Regions from separate parts of the Mus musculus genome. Here regions 2 and 3 are each linked to region 1. The links are chromatin loops, found by intact Hi-C in ENCODE. Cell type or tissue: left cerebral cortex. All regions are shown on one strand. Links, peaks and the distances in the headings refer to the core of each region. The heading gives the core; the rest is flanking DNA.

Evidence for each region. Hi-C counts contacts between places; a loop is a spot of excess contacts. Peaks named below come from ENCODE experiments on the same cell type or tissue, not always from the same donor. Only the 100,000 strongest peaks of a DNase experiment are listed, where the experiment ranks them.
Region 2: it touches region 1 in a loop (3-fold over the local background); 8 of 42 quality-filtered maps call a loop at or near these places.
Region 3: a loop joins it to region 1, with 3 times the contacts of the local background. A loop is called at or near these places in 3 of 42 quality-filtered maps.

What each region holds. Positions count from the first base shown.
Region 1 is chr10:56,372,297-56,382,539 of GRCm38, reverse strand. Gja1 (gap junction protein, alpha 1) reads right to left here and starts at 5,240. Exons shown (of 2, transcript NM_010288.3): 1 at 5,022-5,240. In left cerebral cortex, for the core only: no CTCF peak of the experiment used is centred there; DNase peaks (open chromatin) are centred at 3,685, 4,257, 4,496, 5,248 and 1 more place; H3K4me3 peaks cover 3,615 bases; H3K27ac peaks cover 2,420 bases.
Region 2 is chr10:56,750,250-56,760,492 of GRCm38, reverse strand. No RefSeq gene overlaps it. Among named protein-coding and RNA genes, the nearest start is that of Gm36769, 180 kb to the left of the region's middle. In left cerebral cortex, for the core only: no CTCF peak of the experiment used is centred there; a DNase peak (open chromatin) is centred at 5,877; H3K27ac peaks cover 175 bases.
Region 3 is chr10:56,536,892-56,547,134 of GRCm38, reverse strand. No RefSeq gene overlaps it. Among named protein-coding and RNA genes, the nearest start is that of Gm36595, 110 kb to the right of the region's middle. In left cerebral cortex, for the core only: no CTCF peak of the experiment used is centred there; a DNase peak (open chromatin) is centred at 4,817.

The DNA of each region.
Region 1 (10,243 bases), core at 806-8,805:
GGTGTTCCCCTGTACTGGGGCATATAAAGTTTGCAAGTTTTTTTTGGTTTTTCGAGACAGGGTTTCTCTGTGTAGCCCTGGCTGTCCTGGAGCTCACTCTGTAGACCAGGCTGGCCTCGAACTCAGAAATCCGCCTGCCTCTGCCTCCCGAGTGGTGGGATTAAAGGCATGCGCCACCACGCCCGGCTCTGCATGTCTAAAACTTAAATGCAAATCCCTCCTTCCAATTTTTTTTCTTTAAATTCTATAAGGAAACCCGCCTCTCATGCGAAATGCTTCCTTGTGCATCTTCCTCTGCACTTCCAACCACAGCCAGATTTTGGGGGGCCAGTTTTAAGTTGGTACATAATGAACACACCTGAATTTTAATGTGCAGATAAGTTTTATCAAGATAAAATCAGTCTATGAATGCTTCCACTCAGTACCCTAGCATTTAGCCTGACTCACCTCTCTTCAGTTTTCCTGTCTTCCCTAACTTGCCAAAATATTTGCATCTGCACTCTTCTTTTCAGGTCTCACCTCATTAGCTAGCTTTCCTGAGCAGGAACTATGAAATAGCCCTTCCCCAGGTCCCGGAATTTCCTGTTTCCTCTGTCCAATTTAAAAAAAAAAAAACAAAAAAACCCAGCTTTCCTCTGTGCCACGTAACGTACATTTGCTTACTGTCAGGATCCTCCTCTAGAACGTGAACTGTGAGGAAGCTTGCTTTCCCACAGCTCCAGTACCCCAGAATAAGATAGGCTACATAACTATCTGTGAGGGAATTCAGGGGACTCTCACCTGGCAGGGTTGTTGACGCCTGTAATCTCAGCATTTAGCACGCTGAAACAGAAGGATCCTGACAAATTTAAGGTCAGAGTCAGGTCTATAAAAGCAAGACAGAACAAAACAAGCAAAAACTCTTCTTTTAAAAAAGTCAGAGAGGCTGGAGAAATGACCCAGCAGTTAGGAGCACTTGCTACTCTTGTGGAGGACATAGTTTCAGTGCCAGAGGACCCAATCCCTCCTTGGATGCGTAGGCATCCGGCACACACTGTGTACATTCATACATTCAGACAAAGCACTCATCCACCTAAAAAGCAAAGGCTATTGCTCTGTGTGTGTTCTCTCCCCTAGTTAAAGTAGTACCTAAATTTTTCAAGTGACAGTTAACCAAAGGACTGCTGTTGGTTGAAAAGACATGCTTTGAATCATTCTTGAGCCGTTTTAATTTACAATGAGACCTCAATGGAGGTTAGGATGCTCTGAGAGATGCTCCAACCCCCCCAGTTCTGAGTGCTTTAATGAATGGTAACACACGATTACAAGGCAGAAGCCAAGGACAATCACAGAAAACTTCTGCTTGAAAAGTTTACATCAACCTTTGTAGCCTTATATCAGGTGAGTAAGTTTAGCTCTTTTGTCAATGACACCTATTTTGTGTAAACATCATTGTTACAAATTCTGACACACAGGGTCCAGATTACCTCAATTCTTTTTAAAGGAATTTCTTAATATTCCCAGGCTCACAGGTTTTGATATGAAACACCAGATGGCTTCTTGATCCTGCTCTTTACATATCCTGGTCTGTACACAGTCAAAACGTACCAGACTCCACAGAATAAGCTGTGGTTAAGACACCCCACCCAAAGGAAGATGGTGAATCTCTTTCCCCGCCAACCAAGTTTGCTCAGTCAACCTTAGGAAAGGGGACTGGTGTCAGATCAGAAACTGCAGAGTAAGAGCCATATTTAACTGTCATCCAAATAATTCCGAAAACCATCATTTTTTTTTTTTTTTTTTGTTATTTCATCTGCCTCCATTCTCCAACCCATCTGCAAACGGATAGCTCTTACTAAGCAGTTCTGTAAGTCCAAGGTCACATAGAACAGGTTTAGGATGCTCAAGTCTCACCAAGTACAGTCTATTTGCCTCAATAAGCACAAGTGAGATAATCCATGTATGCCATTCTTTTACTTAAGACCGTGATAAAATATAGCTGTTTCTTTCAAAAGTACTGTAAATTTATCTCACTTGTCTTCTAATTTTGATATCTTTTTTTGGTAGTAAAATAGTAACTAAAACTGTTAACAGAGTTTCTAAAAAAAAAAAAAAAAAAGTAGATAACTAGAAAAAAAACTGAGATGTGAATTTAGGCAGTTACCTAAATAACTAACCACTGTTGAATTTTGGCAAACGGCATTTTGCTCACGCAGAATCTCTTTATGGTAAATTAACAGTCATGGAAAGTGGAGATTTTAACCAATTACCCCAAGAAATCAACACACACACACACACACACACACACACACACACACACGCACATCTGTACCTTCCCACTTAGAAGCAGCTGGGAACTTTTAAGCTTGGGAGTATCTACACTTAATGTAGACGTTAATGATACACCCAAGAGGATTTTTCTCTCTCTCCCGAGTGAGCAGGATAAGCCTCAACACATCAAAAGTCAAACCGAATCTTGAAGGGAAGTTAGAACAACAGGAAAGGTGGAGTCTCAGGTATTAATCAGTGGGTGACTTTCCTATAGTTCCCTTCCCTCGGGGTATACAAAGTTTCTACAGTTCACAAGAGCTACACCTCTGCAATACCGTAATAAAGGCAGAGTATGTGCCATTCCTTCTCTCTGCGGGATTTGGAAACAGCTAAGCAACCAAGCTCTGCTCCTTATGCGGAAGGAAATGCAGCCTTCCCTTCTCGTGGCTGGCTTTAGAACCAAATTTCCCGTGTAAAGTCAGCAATAGAAGAATCCCAACCTCAAAGAATGATGGGGCAATGTTGAAGATTATATATATATATATATATATATATAATGTGTTTAGACAGTGGAATATCAAACCACTACCACCTGGAACACCAGACAAAAGACAGATAGCCACTGCACCCGTTTCTGAGTGTGCAAAGTTTTCACACACCGGGGAGATAGATGTATTCCAGTAATTCAGAATTCAACACCTCACCAGGACACACCATACAATCTGTAACTAACATTTCAACACAACTTGGCCTACCTAGCAGAATTAACTAGTAGTACCCCTCTCCTCAGGTAGTATACGTCCTCATTAGCATACTTTACTTTACAGACTTTTATTTTCAGCAATCCTCATTAAAAAAAAAGAAAAAAAGAACCCCAGGCTTCCTCATGGGACACTACTGACCGTTCAAGGTTGCCCAGTGGTCTTTTGGACTGGTAAGATTCACTACCTTCCAGTCATTATTATTTGGCTTGGGGAACAAAGGAATCAAATCCACCTCCAAAGGCTGCCCTGTACGTTTTAAGTTTTCCTCTTCCAACCCGAAACCCAGCACTGGGAGGGAGGGGAAGGGAAGCTGTCTCCCGGGGTGCTCGACCAAGACTCTGCCAGAGATGCCCAGCGAGCGTTGGGTGGATCCGAGGGCACTCACGGGGAGAACTCTGCTCGGAAGTCAAGGTTTGAATTTCCCAATCCTGAACGGATTTGCCTCAGCACACGTCAGTAGCTATGGCAGGGTTTCTCGAAGGGTCTTCTTTGCCCCTCCTTCTTCCGCCCCGCCTCATTCTTGGGGAATTTCAAGAGTTTCCAGGAGTGTTACAAGTGCATTTACCAGCACCGGGACTCCCTAGGTGTTTAGGGGACCTTCCCAGGGGCTCCACTCAGCCACCCGACGAGTTTAGGCAGAGAAACCGTGAAAAGGCGACTGGGAGGGCGCGGGGGACTTCAGACTGACAACTTTAATAAAGTCGCCCACTTGCTTTCTGACCGTCGGGCCGCGAGCCTGGCCTCCCCTCCCCCCCTCCGCAGCCAGCCGTCTGGACCGCGAAGCTGGGAGGCTGCGGGAAGCGCGAACGGAGCCCGTGATGATGCTAAGACTGGGCAGGAGGGGCCCGTGCCATCCTCTGCCCTAAAGCTTTCACTTCACAACGACTCGGCCTGGTCTGGTACAGAAAAAAAAGCCCTTCAATACAGACCCACCCTGATACTTCGGTGTGGATTTAGGCCGGTCAAAGTGCTTTACAGAATGTGTTACCAATTAAAAATAAAAGCTTTAAGACGGACCCCCTTCAAGCTGCACGTTAGCATCATTTTTGCTTAGTGCTTTGCACCCTCTGATGGCTCCAATTCAAAACTGTCCTAACAGCTCTGAAGTCACTACAAGTCCGGGCACGCAGGAGGAGTTGGGGGTGGAGAGGGGGCAGCTCTTTCTAAAAGCGCAGCTCTAAAAATCCCTTTTCCCCATTCCTTCTAGGAGCTCGCGTTCTAGCAGTTGATTTTGGAAAAGCAACCTGGCACACACTGTTTCTAAACGCCCGTTCTTCCTCTAACTCTCCGTAAGTCACCACCACCCATTCAAGATTTCTCGCGCCCGGAGTTGCCAGCGTGGAGTATTAAAAAAAAATGCTGGCTGTGCAGGCTAAGAGGTTCATCCCGTAGCATCGCACAGGCTTGCACAAAGTACCCACTGTTGGTCTAAAAACTCTAACCGCAGCACCCTGGTCTACGTATTTAGTGGCTTAGTCCTGAAAAGTCTAAGAGAGAACCACGTGGAAGTCAACTGCTGCCGCAGCGTCTCAACAAAGCACTCTGTTACAAAAGGAGTCTGCAGTTTCAAGGCAGTAGAACAGGCGACCGGATTTTCATAAGAAAAAAAAGAAGCGTGTAGTGTCCAGCACTATAGGAAGCAGGCTAAGCAAAGTTGACTGAGGTGCCCCCCCATCACCCCCACCCCCGCAACACCTTCTCCATTGGCGACTACAGAAAAGTGAAGTTAGGCTCCATAACAAAGAACTAAGTTTAGTAACTTGGTCCTTCCTTCACTCTAGTTGGAAAAAGTTTGAGCCTTTTACCTGTTGCACTCTCAGCGGAACTTTTTAAACAAACCCAAATCAAACTCAGCACGTGGAAATGACAAAGGCACTTTGAAGATCGTCGTTCTACTTACAGTATCCTAAGTCAAAGACGCAACGCATTTACAAAGCATAGAAGAGTTTCCCTTACAGAAAGAGACGCTACTAGGTAAAGTGGGTTTTTCTTTTTTTCAAAACTTACTCTTTCACTTAATGAAAGTGAAGCCGGCACGCCAAAGTGGTGGAACTCCTTGGAGGCTGAAGTCAAAGGAAAAGGAGAGTTCGGGCTCTCAGACCTGTCTGTTTAAAGTTTCAAAGTCTGCTGCTGTTGGGTACTTCCCTCACGCCTTTCCCCCAATGAAAGAAAAGTGCTGATACCTCGTAAAAGCGTTTTTTAACTTGGAGCACAGAGCTTTTAAAAGTTTCAAGCCACTGACTCAACTGGAAGGAGGGGCTAGGAGAAAGGGGAGGGAGGAAGAAAAGGCGGGGAGGAGGTGGAGTGGAGGCTGGCGAGCGTGGAGCTGAGCAGGCAGAAGAAGCAACCTGGTCAAGATAAAGTTGTAGTTTCAATGTGCTGACGAGAAGGGGAAAAAAAGTAAGAAATAGCTCTAGATGTACGTCAGCTACTGCGGGGCTGTGACTCCTCACAGATTAAAAAAAAAAACTGTTGGATGGGTCATTCCTTCAGGAGATGACCACGGGCAGTGAGAAGATGTCCCTTTTAGGTCACATTTCCTAAATAATAATGATAATAATAATAATATTACAATAAATAAAAATGGGGGGGGAGACAAGGTGAACTCGTGCAGACTTGTTCTGGGTTGCCCAAGGTGTGTGAAGCTTGAGGTGGGTGTGAGTGATCTTTCTTATGACCTAATTCTCTTCCTCTTAAACCCGGACAATTAACAAAGGAAAGAGGCGGTGGGCATGGGAAAGGCATTTCACAACCAGACCCGTGGAGTGGGATGTCTACTCTTCAGTTTCTCTGCTGCTTTAGGTAGTTTTCCTTATTCTTTTAATTAACAACAAGAAGATACATGTTCTATACTATGAATAAAAATAATATATCATGTATGTAACTCTTGTCTGAAACGTTGATAGGACCTCAACCCAATCTCCAAGGAAGTGAAGATCCATATCTTAGTCTTTTTTATGCCTACAATTTAACATTTAAATCGGCAGGGAGATGCCAGAATTGTCCCCCTCCTCCTCTTCCTTCTAACCGCTGCAGACCAGAGTTGCCAGACACAGCCTGTCTCAAAACTTCTTTCTCTCTTCCAATCCTGTCCCTCGGAAGCACTTTCAGGGAAGAGATGTGGGCCTGGTGACTGCCTGCCCACAGCTTCATGCCTCTCTCATCATACCTGATGGGGTTTATGAAAGCCTGAGTCATATGACCTCATTCCTAGGGTGGGCAGCTCCTTTGAGGGTTCCCAGATGCCCCCCACGAGGGCTTGTGATAGGGCGATAAACAGGCTTCAGCGGCGCTCCTGGAGTTAGGCCTTTGTATAGGCATCACCTGATGGAGCTGAACGTCTCACACTAATGTAAATAGCAGAACAAAGGATGGCGAAGACTTCCTGGGAAACATTTTCCTGCCGAAGCACCCTCTCACTAGGATGACTAAGGGAGTGCCATTTAAAACCTCACAGTTTAAGACCCCAGCATGTTCTCTTACTTTTGAGGTTCCTTTGTCTTTAACTTAAAGAAGGGAAGTAATGTTACAGATGCAGAAACTATAATCGGACTTTCAAGGCTTTATGTCCAGCAATGAATGTGATAATGTGACATTAGATTTTTTTAAAAAAAGATTTATTTATTTTATGTATATAAATACACTGTAACTCTTCAGACACACCAGAAGAGGGCTTTAGATCTCATTACAGATGGCTGTGAGCCAACATGTGGTTGCTGGGAATTGAACTCAGGACTTCTGGAAGAGCAGTTAGTGCTCTTAATCACTGAGCCATCTCTCCAGCTCCTAGAGTTTCTGTTTTTGTTTTTGGTTTTTTTTTAACCTTTATTTATTATGTGTATTCATATATGTGTATGCAAGTGGAAATTAGAAGACAGCTTGTGAAACTGGATCCCTTTTTCCATCTCAAAATTAACTTAGATACTCAGCCTGAAAACAGCACCTTTACCACTGAGCTAGCTTGTTGGTTCTTATTAAATTTATTTAGTTACTTTTTTTTTTTTTTTTTTTTTTTTTAAAGGACGAGGTCTCTACATAGTTGTAGCCGTCCTGGAACTCGAACTCACAGAGTTCTGCCTGCCTTTGCCTCTTCAGCACTGGGATTAAATGTACGCACCACATGCCTGGCATATTAAATTTATTTTTAGTTGATAAAACACATAAGAATTGTATGTAATGTTGGGGGTTATGTGATGTTTTGATACAAGTGTAAAGTTTGTGGTATAGAACTCAGCATAAGCAATTTGTCAGTTGTAATATTTATTATTCTCTATGGGAAAATATCCAGACTTCTAAAGAATTGTTTTTAGAAGCAAACAATTCATCATCCACCCATAGTTAGCTTACGCACATTTATAGAACCTCAGTAGAACTTAGTGTTCACGAGTCTACCTGTTCCTCTTTCCCTCTTTACTAAACCAAATTTTATTTAATTTAAAGAAAGATTTGCTGGGCATGGGGCACACACCTTTAATCCCAATGGTCTTTGCCTATAGACCCAGTCACCTGAGAAGGTAACACAGTACAATCATCTGAGAAGAGTTTCAAGTAATCCTCAACTGCATTAGAGACAACCCAGTGTTGAGTTAAAAAACAAAAACAGGCTGTAAAGACTGTTATGGAGAGCATCGCAGTTGGTGCTAGAATGGAAGAGAGGTGAGCTATGAATGTGCCAACCTTAGAGAAGAAAGGGAAGCAGAGACGTTAGAGCTTGTTCATGGACTGATAGGTCAGGAAAACAAGAGGCAGGAGGAAGTGGAGAGCAAGTTTGGAAATTTAATTGGGAAAATATTACTAACACCAAAAACGGAAGCTGGGGTGCAGGGGTGCGGGGTGGGGGGTAAGGGAAGGGGTGGAGGCAGCAGAAGACACTATAGGAGAGAGAATCCAGTGATGGAGAGCGTAAATGCCTAGGCAAAGGTAGCCAAGGGGCCTCTCAACTGTGGGTTAAGGTGTTCAGGTTAAAATTTTGTAAAGATTGTAATTTAACGGAAAAGAATCGACAGTTAAAGCCACAGGTTCTAAAGTGTTTGTTAAAAGAAGGAATGTAGGCCGTGAATCTCCAAGACAAAGCGCACAGCTTGAATGGATTTCCTCTAAAGCCCACAAAGAAAAGAATGACAAAAGCCAGTAAGGTCAAGAGGAGAAAGGCATTCAAGATGGTTGGGAGGCGGTTTAGTTGTAAGGAAAATAACACTAGCCTGAGGCTTTCTAGGTCTTTAACTCAGAAAGGGCAATTATTCATTGAAAACAAGAGTGAATGCAGACCTTACAGAAAATGAAGTGCTGAGGTAGAGGGCTGGGATGTAGGAGAATGAAGGTAGTTTCTCTCCCAAGAGAGAGGTGGTCACCTGACTGAAGAGCTGATAAGTAGCTCCTTGGGAATGAAGATGGATCTGTAGGAGACAGAGCTATCTAAGACTGGGAGGATCAAGAATAACATTGCAGTGGGCTTAGATTTTATTATCTTATCCTTTCCTTTCCTTTCTTCCTCTCCTCTCTCCTCCTCCTCTTCCTCCTCCTTCTCCTCCAGCTCCTTCTTGAGTTAAAGTCTCAATATAGATCCCCAGCTTGTCTGCTGCCAGTTTTTGATTAAAGACACCTTTATCTGAGGTTGAGGTTTTTTTTTTGTTTGTTTTAAATTTTGAGATAAAGTCTCACTAAACAAGTTATGACCCTCCTCCCTTATTTCCTGTGTTAGAATGCTGGTGTGAGCAGCTATCCTGGTTTATATTTTCTTCTATCAGAACTACAATAATTTTGTATGGATCAAATTTCAATTTAAGCTAACTTTTTTTTTTTTTTTTTGTGTGTTCTTTTCCGTCTGCAAGGAAAGAGTGGACGAGAATGTGGAGCTTGACGGCTTGCAAATATGGGAATGCTTTTCCTAGATTGGTAGCCAGCTGGGAAGGGATCTTACTGTGAATGCTAGGAGCCAGCAGCTTCACAAACAAATTACACTAGAATCCTTTTCTACATAGTTTCTGAAACCTGACAACTCACCTCCTATTCAATTCCAGAGGACTCCTGTAACTGAAACCTTGCTCCCCATTTATTTAGCTCTCTGACATCTTTGAAAACAATGTAAACGTCAAAATTTGACTCTGTCTAGGTAAAATTTCTATGGGTCTTCCATTTACCTCCTAGTGAATCTGACTTTGAAGCTAAACAAACAAACAAACAACATGTTTATAAAGGGAAGGAAGAATTTGCTTTGTTTTGCTTTGTTTTGTCAAATGGAAAAGACGTTTAGCTGTGGATAAATATGTCTCTGGCTCCATCTTCTGTACAGAGTGCAAATGAACAGCCCAAGAAGCTACTGTGGCAGCTCTCTTAGAGAAAGCCACACCTAGGATCCCTTCCTCCTAGCCCTTCGCTTAATTTATATACAAGTGTCGTTCAACAAACCTCAACTCTGCTTTAAAAAATATAACTGATAAAACACTTGCAGTTTATTTAATCTTTGATATCATTTTTCTATGACGCTCAGTTAATCTTTTAGGATGTTTACATTTAATTATGCAGTAAATATTTACTGTGTCTTATGCCTGCCAGTTGCCAAATGCCAGTGAAAGGATTTTTTAAAGGATTTATTTATTTATTTATTTATTTATTTATCTAATGTATATGAGTACACTGTAGCTGTCATCAGACACACCAGAAGAGGATATCGGTTCCCATTACAGATGGTTGTCAACTACCGTGTGGTTTCTGGGATTTGAACTCAGGACTTCTGAAGAGCAGTCGATGCTCTGAACTTCTGAGCCATATTTCCAGCCCCGGTGATGGAATATTTAATTTTGGACGCAAAACCAAAAACGGTGTTAGGGTGGTTGAGCTTAAGTCTTTTCATTCTCTTAAAAGAATTTTGAAAAAGCAACATATAACCAGAACAAGAAAAAAAAAAAAAAAAGAATGCTAGTTTTGTTTTTCGAAAGGAATCACAGTCTTCCCCTCTATAATTAGGTGGAGGCACTGTTAACAATCCTATGAATAGAAGGCTGGTGAGATATAGCTTAGTGGGTAAAAGCACTTGCCACCAAGCTTAACCACCTGCATTTGATTCCCCAGGACCCACATGCTGGAAGGAGAAAGCAGACTCTTGTTAAATTGGCCCCTGACATCCACATGCATACTCTGGCATGAATGCACTTATATATACATGTGCTAAATAAATAAATTGTAAGAAAATCTTATGAACAACATGTCTAGCCTCAAAATTTTAAATA
Region 2 (10,243 bases), core at 1,279-9,278, 380 kb before region 1:
ACACCCAGAGGCAGCTTCACTCCCAGACGCTCTAACATGCCCGGGATCAGAGGATCACAGGATTCCAGAATCTTGGTCACACCTGGATCTTAAGGTCCCATAGGCAGCTTGACACCTAGGAGCTCAGACACACCCAGGATCTCAGGATCTTAGGACCCCCGAATCACAGGATCACAGAGACAGCTTGACTCAGATGAGTTCTGACACAACTAGGATCACAGGAAGGACTGGCTCCAGTCAGACATAGCCAGGGCAGGTAGCACTAGAGATAACCAGATGGCGGGAGGCAAGCATAAGTACATAAGCAACGGAAACCAAGGTTACTTGGCATCATCAGAACCCAGTTCTCCCACCATAGCAAGTCCTGGATACCCCAACACACCAGAAAAGCAAGATTCCGATCTAAAAATCACTTCTCATGATGATAATAGAGGACATTAAGAAGGACATAAAAAACTCCCTTAAAGAAATACAGGAGAACACAGGTAAACAGCTAGAAACCCTTAATGAGGAAACACAAAAATCCCTTAAAGAGTTACAGGAAAACACAACCAAACAGGCAGAGGAAAGGAACAAAGCCATCCAGGATCTAAAAATAGAAGTAGAAACAATAAAATAATCACAAAGGGAGACAACTCTGGAGTTAGAAAACCTAGGAAAGAGATCAGGAGTCATAGATGCAAGCATCACCAGCAGAATATGAGAGATAGAAGAGACAATCTCAGGTGCAGAAGATACCATAGAAAACATTGACACAACAGTGAAAGAAAACTCAAAAAGCAAAAAGCTCTTAACCCAAAGCATCCAGGAAATCCAGGACACAATGAGAAGACCAAACCTAAGGATAATAGGTATGGAAGAGAGTGAAGATTCCCAACTTAAAGGGCCAGTAAATATCTTGAATAAAATTATAGAAGAAAACTTCCATAACCTAAATAAGAGATGCCCATGAACATACAAGAAGCCTATAGAACTCCAAATAGACTCAACCCAAAAAGAAATTCCTCCTGTCACATAATAATCAAAACACGAAATGAACTAAACAAAGAATTTTAAAAGCAATAAGGGGAGAAGGTCAAGTAACATGCAAAGGCAGACCTATTAGAATTACACCAGACTTTTCACCAGAGACTATGAAAGCTAGAAGATCCTGGGCAGATGTCATATAGATCTTAAGAGAACACAAATGCCAGCCCAGACTACTATATGCAACAAGACTTTCAATCACCATAGATGGAGACAAGATATTCCATGACAAAACCAAATTTGCACAAATCTTTCCACAAATATAGCCCTACAAAGGATAATAGATGGAAAACACCAACACAAGGAGTGAAACTACACCCTAGAAGAAGCAAGAAAGTAATCTTTCAACAAACCCATGCAAGCATAATTTTACCTCAACAAGAAAATTAACAGGAAGTAACAATCACTTTTCCTTAATATCTCTTAATATGGAAATTAATATTACCAATATATCCCAATCGATTGAAACTTAGAAATATGAGGAATTAGAAATTTGTTGGCTATCATCCAGTGGTCTCTCTCTATTTTGGTAATGGGAGAAATAGGCCCAACATTGTACAATCCATATACATTTTCTGCTTGTTTGTACATGGCAGGGTCTTGCTGTGTGGCACATAATGGTCTTGAAAGAATGCTTCTCCTGTCTCAGCCTCTCTATTAGTAGGATTGTTTATTTGATGTTTTTACACTACACTATGGTTTTCAGAACACCTTACATATTTCAAAATTATTTATACAGCCAAAAGAAATGTAGACAGCTAATTTGGGAGGTGGCTTGTAAGAGAACAACAAAGAATGAAGGCTTTGCTTGATATTTATAATTATTGTATCAATTTTGAATAAGAGGACTTTATAAGTTACTCTTATTCTGAGATGAATGCTTTTCAAAATCATCACAGCCAATGAACCAGAATCTTACCCACACCTAATGTCTGTGCCAAGCAGAACCATTGTTCATTGAAACAGTTGATGAATGACTTCATGGATAAACCATCTTAATACACACACCATTTCTTAAATGGATATATTCTGTTCCCTGTGGGCTGAGAATGACGACAATCACCCAAGTCAAGTAGCTTTGACTGTATCAGGAAATCTGTATCCAAAAATCGTGCCTACAATTCATTCCTTGGCGCAGCAGAACTGTCACCTCTTAGCTTATCTACGATGGAGGTAAAATTCTTTGGTGATGTGAGGGACATTCAAGTACAGCCTTATTAAAATGGACTCCAATGTCCAAAAACTGTTCTTATTTTGTGTTTGTACCACAGTAAGAGCCAAGATTTTAAGCTCTACTAAAAACAAAACAAACAAAAAGACTTTATCTATTTTTGCTCATTACAAAATGAATAGTGATATATTATCTTAAAATATCACACAATTAATATATTTGAAGCTATTTAAAATTTATATTGAGAAAAAAGTATGTATTTTCAATATTTCTGTAGATAAACATCTACATAAGACTTTTCAATTGATTGTTGTTTTATATCAAACAACTTTTATACCACTCATTTTTATTTTTACAATATTTTATAAATTTTAAAGAATATGATAAAAAATGAAAAGTATTGCAGGTTTTGAAAGGGGGATCTCTGGGGTACAAAAGGGAAAGAAAAATGTGATAAGTCTATTTACTCAAAATATGTTTTTAAATGTTAACAAATTCAATAAATTGAAATTATGCATCTTTTCTCATCATAATGCAATAAAACTTAAAGAAAAAAAAGATTAAATCTTATGAGTGTCCCCTCACAGGGGTTGGGTTAAGCTAAGTAGCTGAGTCAGAGAGTTATACTAGTTTTCAAATCACATTGCTTCACCAGAAAACTTTGTAAAGAAGAAGATTCTTTTTTAACAGAAGTAACTATTGGAGGAAAGTTTGTCAGGTATGTTTAGGAAAAAAACATACGCCATTACTGTAGAAGCATCAAGCTAGTGAGACTCCAGTTTTATTCATTAGCAGTGACTTAGCACTTCATTTATTGATTTTTCAACAGTTTCACTATCTAACAAGGGTGCTGAAAACTCTTTCTCCAGGAGAGTGAGTCACTGACACACCAGGTAACCAGTCCTTGTGTTATTCTTGCCCATCTAGTGCGTCTGCACAACATGGGTCACAATAGTGGTCCAGGCAAGCAGTTGATGTTGAGGAGGAGAAATGAATCAAATGGATCACGGACTAACATGTTGGTGTCACCATTTAATGTCGAATGTGGCGACCAACTGCAACCTCAGAAACGAGGATTTTCAGGGGATGTATTTAAGGTGTTTCTTCTTAACAGCTAGTTTGATCACACACTCAACTAAGTCTCATTGAGAAAAAGTTGCAGAGACTAGGATTTTTCATCTGTGACTAACTCATATCCACCACTGCACTGAGGATTCTCCAAGTTTATCGTAACCTTTACTCTGTGCCATGATATTCATTTTGGAAATACCACCTGCTGAGTTGATTGGAAAATAAAATCTGTCCTCTTCTTTACAAAGTTTCCTGGTGATGCGGTGTGATTTGAAAACTAATGTAACTCTCTGACTCCGCTACTTAGCTTAACCCAACCCCTGTGAGGGGAAACTCATAAGATTTAATGAAATTTCCATGGTTTTACTAACTTCACAATAGACTTTAGTGTTGTCCAGCGTACTCCACTTGCTTTAAGATACTCAAACACTCCCTTCCATCACCCAGCCTCTTACCAAGAGCAATGTTGGAACATGGTTCTCCAGGTTCTAAGTTGAGCTCAGGTTCAATGATCAACTAAAACTGTCAGTTAATTTTATTCGAAGATAAGTGATGAAGTGTCGCGTCCGCTCTCGACCAGCAAGAACGACACGACCACCAGTCCTTCTAACAGCAGTTTATTCAGCAAACCAGTCTTCCTCTCTCTTCTTTCTCTTTGTTTATATCTCCCAGTAATAATAATCCTCTCTCTAACCCGGGCCTCTCACTCTTATATACTCTCAGCCCTCATCCACTCACAGCAGGCCACGTCACCTCACCAGGTACACAGCTTCAGCTAATCAGGGCAGCAGGGGCATATCTCCACCAAAATGGATTCGCCAGTATCCTGGTACACCTGCGCAGCTCTTATGATGGTTGTGGCTTATATTCAGATGAGGAAGTCAGGTGCAAGTCATAAGACTTAGCTGCAGTCCCTGGCGCCTTCTTGGGACTGCCACCATACCCGCTCCTCACAACGAAGACCTCTGGATGTGTCTCTGCTGATATTTCCAGAGAAAATCCAATCAAAGAGCTTGGACCTAACCACTAGATTAATCACTTGATAGGATAATAATAATAATAATAATAATAATAATAATAATAATAATAATAAATAGCATTATTGACAGGCAATGAAAGATAAGGCATGGATCTCAGTAGGAGAAAGTGGGTCACCAAGTGTATACTTGGGACTATATCTCTCCTAACTCTTTCCTGTGTACCTTTTCTCTTGTTCCTTATCCTCCATGGAGAATCTCTTCTGTCATTTACTCCCACTACTGTGACATTTGGCACAAGTGTGTGGACTTAACACGAACTAGAATTTCAGAATCAATTTTCCGCCCCTCCATTTGTTTCTATCAGGTATTCACAACAATGCAAAAGTCATCACTTTCTTAGTGCTAATTTTCTGTCTGAATCTCAAGCTATTATTATTAATTTTTTCCCTTCCTGTTTTAACAATCACACTTTGGGGACTAAGTGTGCTGATTAGTTTTTGTCAATGACACAAACTAGACTCATCTAGGAAGAGGGACAGCAGTTGAGGACCATCACATTGGTCTGTACCTGGGTCTGGAGGATGTTTTCTTGATTAATGATTGACGTGAGGTGGCCCACCTGGGCAGGTGGTGCTGGGTTGTTTTAAAAAAATGGCTGAGCAAGCCACAGGAACACAAACCTGTACGCAGGGTTCCTCCAAGCTTCAGGCTACTTCAGCTCTTGTCTCCGAGTTCTTGCCTTGGGCTCCTCAGCAGACTCCCGCTGAAGACAGACTGGAATGTGGAAGTGTAAGCCAATGAACCCACCTTCCCAAAGTTGCTTTTCATCACTGTGGCAGAAACCATGCTAGGACATTTAATTATACAGTTTAAAATCTCAATATTATATGTGATTTAAAAAAGCACGGTGTAAAGCTTAAACATTGGAGATAATGCTAAGTGGCGAATTTAACCACTTTTGTCCTCATTTAATTTTTCTTAGGCATAAGAAATTGAAAAATCAAAGTAGTTATGCACTGATTCCCTTTAGATCCTAGACTTATGTTTGGAAATACTTTAGGATTGTTTTTGCAATGCTCCCGTTCTCGCCCCAGCCGCCTTGATTTCAGACCAGAACCCTCTGTCATTTTATTGTAGGAGCCACCCAGGAGCATCTCCCAATTGGTTTGGCGCTGATCCACAGTGTTGTCATAAGTCTGTCATCCAGTGATGGATATCCCATCCTGCACACATTCCACGTGGTGATCCAATGTGGAAGGTAAAACGTGCCCTATGACACGGTGACATTGTCTGCAGAGGATGTCAATTCTTTGTGAATATTCCCACGGAGAGCCCGACCTCTGTTCATCACAAACAGGAACTTTCTTTTCTTTTTCTTTTTTTTTTTTTTTTTAACCGGAAGGTAGAGTGAGAGAGGAAATAGTGTTGACTTCTGGGAGAAGTGGCATTGGAAGTACAGTTTGCTCTTGGAACAATTATGGGAAGCTCCACAGAGCATGTCCTTTTTACTCAGTATAATAGAAATCCCTTCCACTCCTCTGAGGAAACAGCAGTTCAAAGACAGGACACAGAGTCCTGAAACTCTGGCAACTTTTGAATAGTGTTTTTTCTCTTCCTCACTAGCAAACTGAAAGTCTCTGTGTAGGTAAATTAAGCCGCATGGGTCTCATTTCTATTTGACCATGCTAATTTCCTTTTGCATTAATTGGCTTGATCTACTCGATCCCACTTATTTATTCAACAAACGTACAGTAAACATTTTCTTAGTATTGAGCCAGTTAGTACAGATCCACAAACAAGTAAGAACTCTTAAGAAGTATATAGTCCACAAACACATGAATTGCAAACATAACCATTCTGATGAGCATCTAGGAAACATGCAACCAAATAGTGACAAGTGAGCAGTCTTTCGCCTGATAATCTCTTCCAGAGAAATCCCAACCTAAGCTTTTCTGGGCCCACAGACTGGGAGATTCAGCCTTTTTAAAATCATGTAATATATTATTTACAGTACAACATCCACCCTGCTGGAAACACACAATGTAATACTGTGCCACAGTTGGAATCAAAGGACTAGGAATAAATGCATGTTTAAAACACAATACCAAGTGATTTAAAATGAAACAATTATAGCACTATGAAATAGTAACCTAAGCACAAATTATAACAAACACATACCTACCCATGATGCTCATCTCCTACACAAAGAAAAGGAAAGTACATTAAAATAACAGTTTCTGTTGTAGAGGGATACGGGAATGGAGACAATGTATAAAGGAATTAGAAAAACAAGGAAATATTTAAGAAGGAACTTGGACTGTGTGACACAAACTAGACAATGTGCCTGACTCAGAAAATACTGAACTGAATAAGAATAAAAACTAGCTACAGTGCATAGCAGCTTGGAATAGCATTTCGTTGCACAGAGTGTTAGTAAACCTTACTGGATCCAGGCCAAGGTCCTGCAAGTGACATCTAGAATGACTGATGGATACCCAACCTCACGGTGTCTCTTAACACTCAGCAGTTCATCCTTGTCCTTGAATGGGAATTCAACTATCCTAGTAAATTAAGTTCTATTATTGGACCCTTTCTTCCCAGCAGCATTGATAACTTGTCTAATGCACACCAAATTAAATAGGGCAGGAGCTATTGAAGATTTAAAAACTGGTCCAGAAGTCACCCTTTCCTCTGGATCACAGTGTTGAAATGGACTGCAGATGCTACAAGTCTCTGCCCTTGACTGTCCTGCTCTGTGTCACTCAAGAGTGAGTGCCTGCTAGTCATCCCATTGTGATTTATCTCTAGAATTGCACACAGCCACTTGTCCTCTTCTGTTTTGTTTCCTTTAACAAAGCAAACCCCATATTTCCCTTCCTGCTGTTAGGAAAGTCCCACCTCTTTATCCCATTGTCTTTCTGGAAGTGTGTTAGAGAGCTCTGCCTAGTATCTTTACACACCAGAATTCTGCCTCGTGCCTAATGGGATCAATCTACCTATTTTGTCTTAGTAGTTCTCGATCTCCCTCTTGATTTTCAACCAATCCACAGACGCTTTATTTTTCTGTAACCTGCCTGTCTGCCCTTCAGTATCATGAAACCAGAGGTCTCCCCAAAGTGCATCTAATGCCAGCTTAAGAAAGAGGCAAAATGTAAGTAATTCTGCCCAAACCCCTGAAGTCAGAGACCCTGGGTTCACATTTGCTTACTCCCTGCAGAGACACAAGCAAGTATGCAGTGGCGCCTGTGGGATGAAGTAGTAAATGGCATCTCTTAGGGTTGCTATAAGCATGGAAATAATATGCTCAGAGGTCTTACAGCAATAGCTGGTGTGAAGCACATGCTCTAAAATATTGTCAATGATTTTTACTATCTCCTGGTTTTATTCTGCCTGAGTGGCTCCTCTTCTTTACAGCTTCAGTGCTGGAGCTAGGAGAAAAAAAAATCAATGATTCATTCCTTCTCCCTTCCCTTTTCCCTCTACCCCTCCCCCTCCCTCTCCCCCTCCCCTCCCCTCCCCTCCCTCTCCCCCTCCCCTCCCCTCCCCTCCCCTCCCTCTCCCCCTCCCCTCCCCTCCCCTCCCCTCCCCTCCCCTCCCTCTCCCCTCCCCTCCCCTCCCTCTCCCCCTTCCCTCCCCTCCCTCTCCCCTTCCCTTCCTTTCCCTTCCCTTCCCCTCCCCCTTAATCTCCCTCTTTCTCTCCTTCCTCCTCTCCCTCTTTCCCTCCCTCCCTCCCCCCGTCATTGTTTCAGAGAATGAAATATAGTAGAGTGGGAACAGTCCAGAGTCTGATTTCAGATGACCCAGGTCAAAGTCACAGCTGTCCTTTACTCCCTGTGTGATGCTGGGGAAAGTTTATCTCCCCTGCTCCATTTCCCTGTTTATGGAATGAAAATAAAAGTGACCTCTACCACCTGGGGCATTTGCCAGGATTCATCACAGTAAATCCTGCGAGAGCCCTGGTGGTGGTGGTATTATCTAATAGCCATCACTGTTGTCATGGTTATCTGATGTCTGCTTTCATGCTGCTAGAAAGTATGTCATAGTACTTCCTGAAGAGTCAATGAATAATGACCCCAGTTCAATGTTCTCATAAAAACAAAATAATTTATTACTGTGTGTAAGTCTTATTGTTAATTCACAGCTCCGGTTAATTATTAGTATAAAGGAAATAATCTGTGAGTAATTTAATTGTGTCATTAATATTTTATCCTTTAAATTTTAAAGTAGGCACTATATAATTCCACCACACGCAACATTTAATTTCCCCCTAATACTTATAAAAATGTATTTCTTCATCAGTTTGTAAAATCAAGAGCAGAGTGTGTAGCACTCACATTTCACTACTGTAACAAATATCTGTGATGATCAATTTAGAAAAGAAAAAAGGGTTGTCTAGACTCACAGCTTTGGAGTTTGAGTCTGTGATTCTTTGGCCTTGTTGTTTTAGAAAGCACTGGAGAGTAAAACTGCTTTCCTCATACCCAGTCAAGAAATAAGAAAGAGGAAGAAGAAAGGGGGTGCTAGAGAGGAGAAACAGAGGAAAAGGAAGAGGAAACAAGAGGGAAGGAGGGAGAGGGGGAGGGGTGTAGTCATGTTATTGTACAGTGTGTAAAGTTTATCTTTGTAGCATTCAAATGCTGATTTCTCTCCCTCCCCCCCCTATCTGGTTTCAGTCTAGACATAGCATGGCAATACTTAGGTTAAGAATCTCCTGTCTACAGTTTGTGTAAACAATGCTCGTCATTTATTCTCTGCCTTGTCAAGAAAAGCTGGGAGAAGCCATAACTAGACAATAGAGATAATGGGGCAAGACTTCTGCCAGCCATGGGAGGAGGGAAAGAGAGGATCAAAGGATTCACCACAGGAAGGGGTCCTGAGAGACACCATGGGAGCACACTCCTGGAGCCCAGAGAGACACCATGGGAGCACACTCCTAAAGCCCAGAGAGTAAGACTAATAAAAACATTCAAGTGTCCTGGGCTTTTTGTCTGGGAGGTAGCCAGATTAATTTAGAGGATTAGAATAGAATCATAATGCCTAATTATTGTGCTTTTAAGTTGCAATTAAATCTTGGTCTCTCTGTGTCCTTATTGGGGAACTAGCTAGGTTAAAGAGAAACAGATATTAATTGTTAATACCAATGGGGGAGGGGAGGGGAGGGGAGGGGAGGGGAGAGGAAATCAAGGTTCCACAATTTCCTTTGAAGCCATTTCTTCAATGAACCAATAGTACCAATCTGGATGTCAAGCTTTGAATACATGGGTCCTTGTGGCACATTTAATATCCAAACAAAAGTATAGAACATTCAGAAAGAGCAAGATTTTCTTGGGCTAGGCATTGGTTTTGTAGTTTAATCATTCATCCCAAATGGCCAGGGAAAGATGAAACATGGTGTTACAAATTTTTGTAGATTAGAATAAGGGGGATTACAAATTTGCATTGATATCATCCAGATAATTAGTGTAAAATTGACTGTTAGGATGCAAATGTGTTTTCACATCATCAAGAAAATTTTTAATTTTTTCATTAAAATCAAGAGGAACCTAGGCAAGAAATGGTATTATTAGAGAAGGGAGACTATCAATAAGAAAAGAAACCAGACAGATCAGTGGCTGGATGTGAATATTATGAGACTACACTGGTGTGTGTGTGTGTGTGTGTGTGTGTGTGTGTAAAATATAACAATGAAACTCAACATTTTATATAATTAATATATGCTAATAGAAATCATTATTCTTAAACAAATTTTTACTTCTTATCCCAGTTTTGCAAAACCAATGTACAGTAAATGGATTTGTTTACATTCTTTGTGGGGAATAGAGAGAAAGAACATTTCATATGAATACCAAACAGTCTTTCTCCACACACAACAGAGTGTGTTTCGGTGCATTCAAATGCTACCTTTATGCTCATAATCAGTCCCTCTCCATTTCCACATCCTGACTCCTCAGGTGAGCTTTCAAATCTTCATCAACATCAGGTAAAGAAATCAGGA
Region 3 (10,243 bases), core at 1,400-9,399, 160 kb before region 1:
GGCAAGGGAGAGGGAGAAGGGCTATTGGGGTGGAGGTGAGGCAACAAAGGACTGCCTCTGGATGGACAGCAGACAGAGCAGGCTCATAGGAAAATGGCAGCTTATAAAAGGAGAGGGTGTTTAATTTTAATTGGGCATGTTAATAAGGAGAGCCAAATTGGGGTTTTTAATTGCTAGACTTCCATACTTTGATAGCTGGACCTTGCCAGTCAGCCTCAGGAGGAGGAAGCAGCCAAATAAAAAACTAGACCATGGTTGGTAGCTAGCTAGATAGCTTTAGAATGTAATCTAATCGTTTTTAACAGGACAAAGGGAACAAGGGAAACGGGAAAGGCCTCCCAGAGCCACAAGCTCTAGTGAGCTAGTGTCGTTTCAGTAGTTAGGTTAAATATTGTGTCACTATTAAATATAAAACACATTTTGCTTGCTCTCACTCAAAATTATCTGTTTCCTGCCCTTAACTAAACTCAACCCCTGTATGCAGTTTTCTGATGGCTGTGTAGAACCTATTATTTCAAATTGGAAATCACTACCACGTTGAATACAAACGTGTCTAACGTACAACCATCAAAATGACCCAGCCACATCCCATTTGACCACGTGTACCTGGGATTATATAAACCAGGGTGTATCATTTCCTTAGTAGTTCCAACTTGCCTGCTCTCTTTGAGACTAGATGAAGTCACTTCAATATTGATTTTAGGTAGGCTTAGCTTGTTTAAATATTGCTATTTGTAATAAAAGTAGTATGCAGCTGTTAGATGCTTAAAATATCAGTTAAAATTAGAGACATGAGTTTGAAGAGGTAGTGATATTAACCATCAGAAATATCTGGTTTGTTAATAAAATTTATTGGAATTTAATAAAATTGCCAACTTACAGCTGGTTTGTTAGTGTAAAATTTAACAGCATTACCCACGTACGGCTGTTCTCCACCCAGCCCATCTGTCATCCTTGCCAAGAGCAGATCAAACACAGAGTCGTGTTTTATGTGCCTCAGAAGTTGCAAGGCAAAGTGGGATAAGGAACCTAACCCACACCTCTAGTATTTATTCTATTTGTTTTTTGTTTTTTTTAATTTTGGCCATGCTGGGAACAAAGCCAGGGATTTGAACATGAACATGCTAAGCAAGCACTATAGTATTTTAATTACACACAAATAGAATTAATTGGAACCTCATATGCGAAACATATTTATGATCATAAGATTTAAATTATCACTATTATTATCTGAAAGACTTAAAAGAGAGCACTGTAAATGTATGATGGTTATAAAGCATTTACCAGTGGTTCCTCTTCTTCCCATCCTCTTCTGTAGGCTTCTATGTATCTGCTTGTTTCAATCCAAGCTGAGCATCCTGAGTCCAGAGCCCAGGCACAGACCTGTGCTCACACTTTGCTTGATGTTGCCATGGACCCTTCAGCTTCTTGGCTAGGCTTCCTGTTGGTCAGTTCACCATAATCAAGAGAGCTTTAATACATTCTCATTCAGAATAAATTTCAAAACAAAGTATTTCTTTCAAGTACAATCGAGAGAGATTCTTTAAGCATAACTGAGAGAGATTCTCTAAGCGTAACTGTAAAACAAACCAGTAGAAAACCACTTAGTCTTTCTCTCTCTCTCTCTCTCCCTCTCTCTCCCCCTCTCTCTCTCTCAGTGTGTCTGTGTCTGTGTAGTCCATGCATGTGATTATACAAGTTTGTGTAGCCCTGTGTGCCTATTTGGAAGCCAGAGCACACATGAAGTATCTTTATGATTCTCACCCATCTTGCCTTGAGGCAGGGTCTGTCACTGAACTAGAAGCCCACTTCAGCTAGGTTTGTCAGCCAGTGAGCTCCCAGGAGCAGTTTGTCTCTGTTTGTCTGTTTTCTACTTGCCAGTGCTAGTGATGAAAACACAGAGAGCTAAGCCAGACTTTTTCCTTAGGGCTGAGAATTCAAACCCAACTGGGCTAAAGTTAGTTATAGTTCTATGGTCTGATTCACAGAAGATATTATATTGAATATTGTAACTGAACCCTAATATCCATTTTAACTCACACCCAAAGATTGGTACTTGTACAGTATTCTTGATTTATGTGACAGTTCAGATATATCTTTCCTCGATTACTTCAAAATGTCTGATACTGACCATTGAGATATAAAGAGAAATACTTCTTGGATGGGTTAATGACTTCTTTACCATTACAAGTCATTAATGGGCTAGAGAAATGGTTCAGTGGGTAAGGGCTTGTGACCTGAGTCAAGTCCAGGGACCATGTGGTAGAAGAAGAGAAATGATTCCCAGAACTTGCCACTTGAACTCTTTAAGCATGCCAGAGTAACACATCTACCTTCACCCAGATAATAAATAAATAAATAAATAAATAAATAAATAAATAAAGGTTAAATAATAATACATAATAATGATAATGATAAATAAATGTAACTTAGTTTTTAAAAAAAGGACATAATGAAAAAATTCCCTCTCTGCTACTCACAGGATGTGAACCAGAGACATTTTGTCCTTGTGGATGCCATCAATACCCCTACCACAATTTCTTTTCCTCTTCCTCCTCCTTGTTCCTTTATCCTTCTTCTCCTCTTCCTTCTCCTCCTCCTTCTTCTCCTCTTCCTTCTCCTCCTCCTTCTTCTTCTTCTTCCTTCATCCTTCTTCTCCTCCTCTTCTTCCTCTTCCTCCTTCTCCTTCTACTACTTCTTTGTCTTCTTCCTTTTCCTTTTCCTTTTCCTTTTCCTTTTCCTTTTCCTTTTCCTTTTCCTTTTCCTTTTCCTCCCATGATTGGAAGTTTCTGGTTGTGCTATATAATGCAGACTCACACAAGGTGTCTTGCTGAGGTTAACTGTATGATGTTTTGCTGAGGCAGATTCACGTGGCATTTTGCTGAGAAAGATCCATGGACAGACACATGATGTTTGGAAAGGGTAAAAATAGGATTCAACGGACAGTGACAGGGCACTTGCATAGCTAGCCTGCAACAATTCAAGGTCTCAAGTCTTTGCTGATCTTCACTTTGTTGAGAGAGGCATGACAAAAAAACTCTTGATGTCGCAGCTGTTTCTGGTTACTCCTGTTGACTCATGCAGATTCGGTGGAGGCCTGGTAGTTTCTACTGGATCATGCTACCCTTGCTGACTTGTATTTGATATCCTGATACTACTGAACTGAACTGCTGGTACCTTGACAATAGATATTGGAATCTCCCCCAAAGAACTACTTCTAAATAGGTCCCTATCCCCTTATCCTATTTACCATCTTTTCTCCCCTACTTTTGAACAGTGAGCTAGAAGGGGGGGAGGGGGGAGTCAAAACATTTGAAAACCCTTATTAAAGTAGGTTTTGAAAAATCTAAGCCTACACTGCCACCACCTCATCATCATCATCTCCCTCTTCCTCTTCCTCCTCCTCTTCCTCTTCGCCCTCCTCTTCCTCCCCCTCCTCCTCCTCTTTGGCTTTGAACAAGGTCTTACTACATGAGCACCAACTCTAGCCTTAACCTCTTAATATTTCTGAATTGAAAGACTGAGCCATGACTGAGGAATGATAAATGAGGCAGAATGACATCTCACATGAATGACTCAAAACTGACAGAAATACAGAAACATATTACAAGGATCAAGATCAAACGATGGATAAATTCTACCTTTAGACTTACAGTTACGTGAGTGGATAAAATACTATATTAAACACTGAATGTGATGGAGTACACCCCCAATCCCAGCTGTCAGGAGGCAGAGGCAGGCAAGTGCCAGTGAATTCTAGGCCAGTCTGATCCACATAGCAAATTTACTCCAGTTATTACAAATATCCCAAACCAGCACTTAGACAAACATCAAAAGTTATGGAATAATCAACCCTGAGAGTTCATGTTGGTAGTTTTCACTGTGACACTAGAATAACTTCATGCATTGGAGTTATTGTGTGAAGACTGTGGAGATGGCTCAGCAAGTAAATGCATTTGCCACTGCTAAGCCTCTTGATACTTAGCTTGGCTCAATCCCTAAGGCCTGTCTGGTGGAAAGAGAGAAACAATTTATGAAAGTTGTCTTCTGACCGCCATACCATATGACATGTACACATAAAAATACATAATAAGTGTAAAAGAAATTTTAATTACCATGTGTTTTTAGTTTATTTAACTGTTCCCTTTTTATCTCTATAAATATGCCAAAATAGAAAGACAACTGTATTCCTGTAAAATATTATCTTCCTTGTATAAATCCTACAGTATCCTATATCAGGGGTTAAACTCAGTGAGGTCCTACAGTAAATTTAGTCTGATGCTGGGATCCCCTTCCTAGCTTCCACAGCACTTCCCCATCCTAGCTCAGATCCTGATACTGTTCATTTGCAAATACCTGGGAGAAATGATAACTCAGTAATAAAGAAATTCAAGTCATGAAGAGTTGCAAGTTTGCATGCATGGTCTAAGCCAGCAAAGTAAGATTTCAGTACCGAACACTTGTCAAAATATATCATCCACACTAGAGATGGGAAAAGTAAAATTCAAAGGGTCTGGAGGGAGAGCTAACATTCTCAGTATCAGAAAGTATCATAATGATATTCATGTGCAGAGAGAAAAATATAAGATGGAATTCAGGCAAAAATGCTGAGTATTGAAATTAGGAGGAAAAAAACTAAAAAGTTAAAACAAGTACAAAGAGGTTTGCACCTCAGCACCAGAAGCGAGCACTGACTTGCGTTGTCAGGCCAAGGAGCCAGCACTTAGGCTCTCCACATGGACATGCCACCCAGGCAGAAGAGGAGACAGATACCATTCAGACAAAAGATGGGTGTGTGAGGCAGTGAATGTCTGGAGATAAAATTTGCTACAGATGACGGGTGGGCAGCCTGCTAAAAGAGAAGATATTGTGCCATCAGAATTTAAAAACAAAAAACAAAAAAAAACAGTCACACTGTGTAGCCTCCTCCAGGCTCAAACTCTTCATTCTGTTGCCTCAGCTTCCCCAGGGCTGGAATTCCTCCCAATCTTCTACCTGCCTATAAGTTTAGTCTTCAATTCCAAAACTAAATGCCAGGCACACAGGCTTCAAAATTAAAACCGGAAATGAAGACTTTCGTTGTTGTTATTTTTGTTGTTAAATAGGAATGAGGTAGGGGGAGTAGAAACTTCCAGCAGGTATCCATTTAGAAACGAGTAACATGTGCCAGGGCCCAGGTGGCTATAATAACAGGAATCTTACCTTTTATTAGCTTCTGGAGACGGGCTTCTGACTGTGGGTGTGAGGCTGGTGCTGTGATTGCGTTAAGGGTCCTATTAACTCTTCAGACTGTTTACAAGCAAGGGACATGGGAAACAGAATTGATGGAGGCATTTAACCAAGGCACCTGTGAAGAATGCTGCTGAAGGTAGGGCAAGGACACCACACATGCAGGCTTCTCACAGACATCTAAGACCAGAGAGATCAGAATCAGTTGAAATTCTTCAGGTCTCCAAGTATAGCAACAAATGAGTAAGGATGTAATTTTCCTCTTTACTTTCTCCTGGAAGCTACAATAACAGGTGTTTTAGTGTTCGGTTTTGAATCAGATTCACACTACCATCCTCTGCCAATAGTATTGCATCATTTAGATTCACTGAATTCCAAATAAATTGCATTGTACAGAATTGCTAGGCAAAATTTGGTAAAGAAAATAGTAAAATTCATGTGCGTGTGTGTGTGTGTGTGTGTGTATACACACAACAGAGAGAGAGAGAGAGAGAGAGAGAGAGAGAGAGAGAGAGAGAGAGAGAGAGAGATTACATAGCAGCCCTGGGTGTCCTGGAATTCACTACACAGACCACGATGGCCTCAAACTCACAGCCTGCCTCTGTTTCTTCAGTGCCGGGACTAAAGGTCTAATAGTGAAATTCTTTATTCCTAGCTCTCAGGTACTGAGTGAAGAGGAGAGTTAGTTTCAGGCTAGCCTGGGCTACATAGTCGTACTCTGAGTTCACATTAATTAATTGTGCACCCTTATTCCTAGTATTCAGGAGGCTGAGGTAGGAGGACAGTGAGTTTCAGGCCAGAATGGTTTACACACCAGGCTGTGAGTCTTAAATAAGTAAATAAACAAGTAAATCAAGCTAAGTTCCTTTGAGGGGTGGGGCATCAAACTGTTCTTTAAAACGCTAGGGAAGTGCTGTCATAGCCACAACCTCCAGAGCAAAGTTTTTGTGAGTGTCATTGACAGTTTTGAATCAATAATTCTATTTCAAGACTATCCCACGCACAGTCTATGCTTAGCCATAACCCTAGACTTGCTTTCCCCAAAATCTATAGCACTATCTCTTCCCTTTTTTTGTGAAAACCAGGAAGGATTCAGGGCTGACCAGATGGCTCAAACATGTCACCAAGCCTGAGGACCTAAAGTCAATCCCTAAACACCTCAAGCTAGAAAGATAATATCAGGAAAGTTATCCTTAGCCCACCATAGGTAAGCTATGGCACATGCTCAACCCTCTAACATGCAAATAAGTAATTTTTTTTTTAATTCAAAATAGTCTCTGACACTACCAAATATCCCTCTCGGAATAAGATTCTCCCTTTCTTTTCTGATTTCCACTTGATATTAGTCATGGATTGGTGCTGAGATCAAGCCCAGTCTACCATGACTTTTGTTAAATGCTATGCATGCACTCTTTCTTTTGGAGTAACCCCAAGAGTTTGCCTACAACCCTTTTGCAATGTCATCTGCAATAAGCACAAAGACCTAACTCGTCACAGGTCTGGTGTGCATGCAGTATAGCAGGGCACTCTGTAAACTTAATACCAGGCAGGCTCAGACTTGGCTTGACTTTTCGTTGGTTAATTGGTTGGTTGGTTTTATGAGACCAAGTTTCGCTTTGTAGTTCAGGCTGAGCTCAAATTCACAATCTGCCTGCCTCTGCCTCCCTCCCAAGTGCTGGAAATACAGGTAGAGCCCACCATGCCTGGCTCTGCTTTCAAGTTTTACAACAGCAACAGCTCAACTCCTTGCCAAAACTAGAAGAAGGAAAAAAAAAAGTGGTGCTTTTTAAAGGAACACTGTGACAGAGGCTCTTAAGGCTTTCCACTCCTGTATCCCAAGGGAAAGCACTGGAAACATGGTTAACCACAGGGCAGCGGTGAGGCACAACAAAGTCAACAACAGCTCCTTTTCTCCCCTTGTAATTCTGCCCCAGCCTATGCGCTGATAGATGGAGAAGAATGTGGGATTATCAGCAAAACTTCAACCAAGTAGCTATTCATTGTCTCATTACCCTATATTAGGTAGGGTACTTACCCTAAGTTCCCTACATTGTCTAATTAATTATGTAAGTCCAAAAGAGTCCTAAGGACCAGTGGCTGGGCCTAGGCTCCACCTCCTTGTGACACTGTGTAACTCACTTATGGGATTTTAGGAATCCATTCCCCATCACTCAGACTGAGTATCTGAAGATCTTACCTACCAAGGGAAAAATGCTTCCAGCGCAGCAGCCAAGGCCTGTGAGCCCAGCTCCGGACACAGAGGCAGGAGGATAACTGCAATGTTGAGGCCAGCCTCAGCTGTATAACAAGACCTTGTATTAAACAAATAAATAAAGTGGGGGCATGATGGCACATTCCTTTGATTCCAGGCAGAAGCAGGGGGAACTCTGTGAAGGCCAAGATAGCCTGGTCTACAAAGGGAGTTCCAAGACAGCCAGGATTATTATAAAGAGAAACCCGGTCTAAAAAAAAAAAAAGCAAGCAAAAAAACAAACAAATAAAGAATAAAAACTTCCAATGAGGAAGATAGTTCTGTTCCACTTAAGTAGAAACAGAAAAGATACTGACTCTACATCATATCCAAGAGACAAAAATGGTTCCAACAAGGCAACTATGCCCTACAGTATGAGATTCTGGATGCTGACTTTCCTCCTTCCCTAACTGGGGATGAAGTTCTTAGCCTCAGTGACCGGCTTGACCATCCTTGAAAGACACTTTGCCATCTAGTTCCTTCCCACTGCCATGGTTCCAGTAATTCCCCTTGCCGTTCAATGGCATCTTCCCTCCTAACCAGTCTCCGCCTCTGCTTGAAAGCTTCAAAAACTAACTGGACTGTCATGTGCACTTCCCCGGGATATCTCTGAGCCACCTAGACCTTAGCGTTCACAAATATATCAGGAACCCTGTGTCTTGGAGTGTCAACGCTTACTTTGCTCTACATGAGACACCTGGCCCATGACTGAGATCTGCACTGATACAATCCCCTAAGGAAGCAGGACAAGGAAGCAATGGGCAGGTGTTGTGGATGAAGCAACACTGCACACTGTGATAATTACTGAGTTTGAGAACAGGGAGTGGGGAGGTGGGGGATGCCTTCGATCTATTATATTAATGGTTGGAATTTTCCATAATGAACCGTTTTAAAGAATCACAGAATAGGAGCCAGAGAATCTGCTGTTCAGCAGGCTCTTGGTTATGATTCCTACCAACCACATAGTTGGAAAATGCTTGCTCCAGACCCTGTGAAGCCTCCTACTTGCTCTGGAGAGCATGAGGTTTGCACGTAGCTTGGATCATACGTTCTTTCCTCATTCTTCCTCGTAAACATCTGCGTGATAATTTCTCATCACAAGTCCCTGCCACATTCTTTGAATCCTTTCCACTCTGATTTCCCCCAGAGGATTTTCTGTTTTTAAGGTTGGCTTATTTGCTTCTAGTTTTGTGTGTGTTGGCATGCACACAGGTGCCTAGAGAGGCCAGAAGAGGGCGTCGGATCCCCTGGAACTGGTGTTACAGGTGGTTGCGAGCCACCTGATGAGTGCATGAAACCTGGGTCCCCTCTAAGTATTTGGGGTGAGCCAACTCCACCTGAGGTATTGCTTTGTTGTTGTTGTTGTTGTTTGTTTGTGACTAAGGATAGAGACTAGCCCATCTTGGTGTTCTGCTTCATGCTAGTGTGGTGCTCTACATCTTCTTTAATAACTGGATAATTTTCTTCCAAGCCTTTGGCCAGTGCCATTGCAAGGAACACAGCTAACAATATACTGTCACATAATTACAGAGTGCCCTCGGACAACAAGATAAAGAGGGAACATACCTTTCAGGTCACCGGGAACATCCCCTCTGGTTTTGTACCGTTCTTAGTTTATAGAACAGACGGACCAAGTGAGTCTCTCCTGGAAACTGTCCCATTAGATTGTTGCAACAAAAGTTTCGTTTGCCCTGAAATCTTTTTCTTAAGCTTACTGACTCCTACAATGTGAGATGCCCACCCTGGGAAAGAAGCAAGAGAGCTTAGCCTGCTGCTTATTTTCCCCCCAAGGTGTTGGTCATGAGAAACAATTTGTATCAGCCAAGTGTCAGCCAGGCCACCTCAGCAAGATCCATAAACACACAGACACTCTGGAGCCAAATATTCCAAACACTGGCACCTCTGCAGGCCGCTTTTCCCATGCAGACGCTTTGCTTTGCTCGTTTTGTGTTTTGTTTTGTTTACTATTATTAAGTAGTAAATGTGCTATGTTTAGCAACAAAGTAACGGGGCTGTGAATAAAAGTCCACTCCAGTAACAATACTCATCTGAATAGTGTCTGAGAAATGCCTTCTTCCTTAATTCTTTCATTTGTGATACCTTGGTGATATTGAAGGAAGGGTTAAACACCAGCCTTGCCTTGCCGCTCACAGTGTGGTCCACAACCCGGGGCACATATATTCACATCACTTCAGGGCTTGTTGGAAATGCAGACAATAGAGACAGAAACCGTGTTTTAAAATAGACTTCCAGGGATGCCAGTTCCTACCAAATTAACTTTGGAATCCTGCTACAACAAATTACTACAAATTTAGTAACTTAAGGCAAAATAAATGTGGTTTGTTACAGTGTGTGAGTCAGAAGCTCCACACAGCTCCTACTGGGCTAAACTGAAGCTGTCTCGGACAATGTTTCCTTTTCTGACACCATCCGGCAGAATTCTTCCCTTACTTCTCCCCTTCCAAGGAGCTAGCCCCTCTTTAGTCCCTGATTCCCTCCCCCCAGGGTTGCAATTCTCACACTATTCTTCCACAGTTCTACATTATTCTTGTTGTTGATACAGGTTCTCATGCCTCTGTCCCTGACTGGCTTCAGACTTGCTCTGAAGCTGAGAATAAACTTGACTTTTTAATCCTTCTGTCTCCACCTCTTAAGCATTGCGATTACAAGTACACATCACTGTGTATACATTATGGGCTGCTGAATGTGACGGAAGCCATGGCTCTGTTGCATGCTAGACAAACACTCTACCCACTGAGCTGG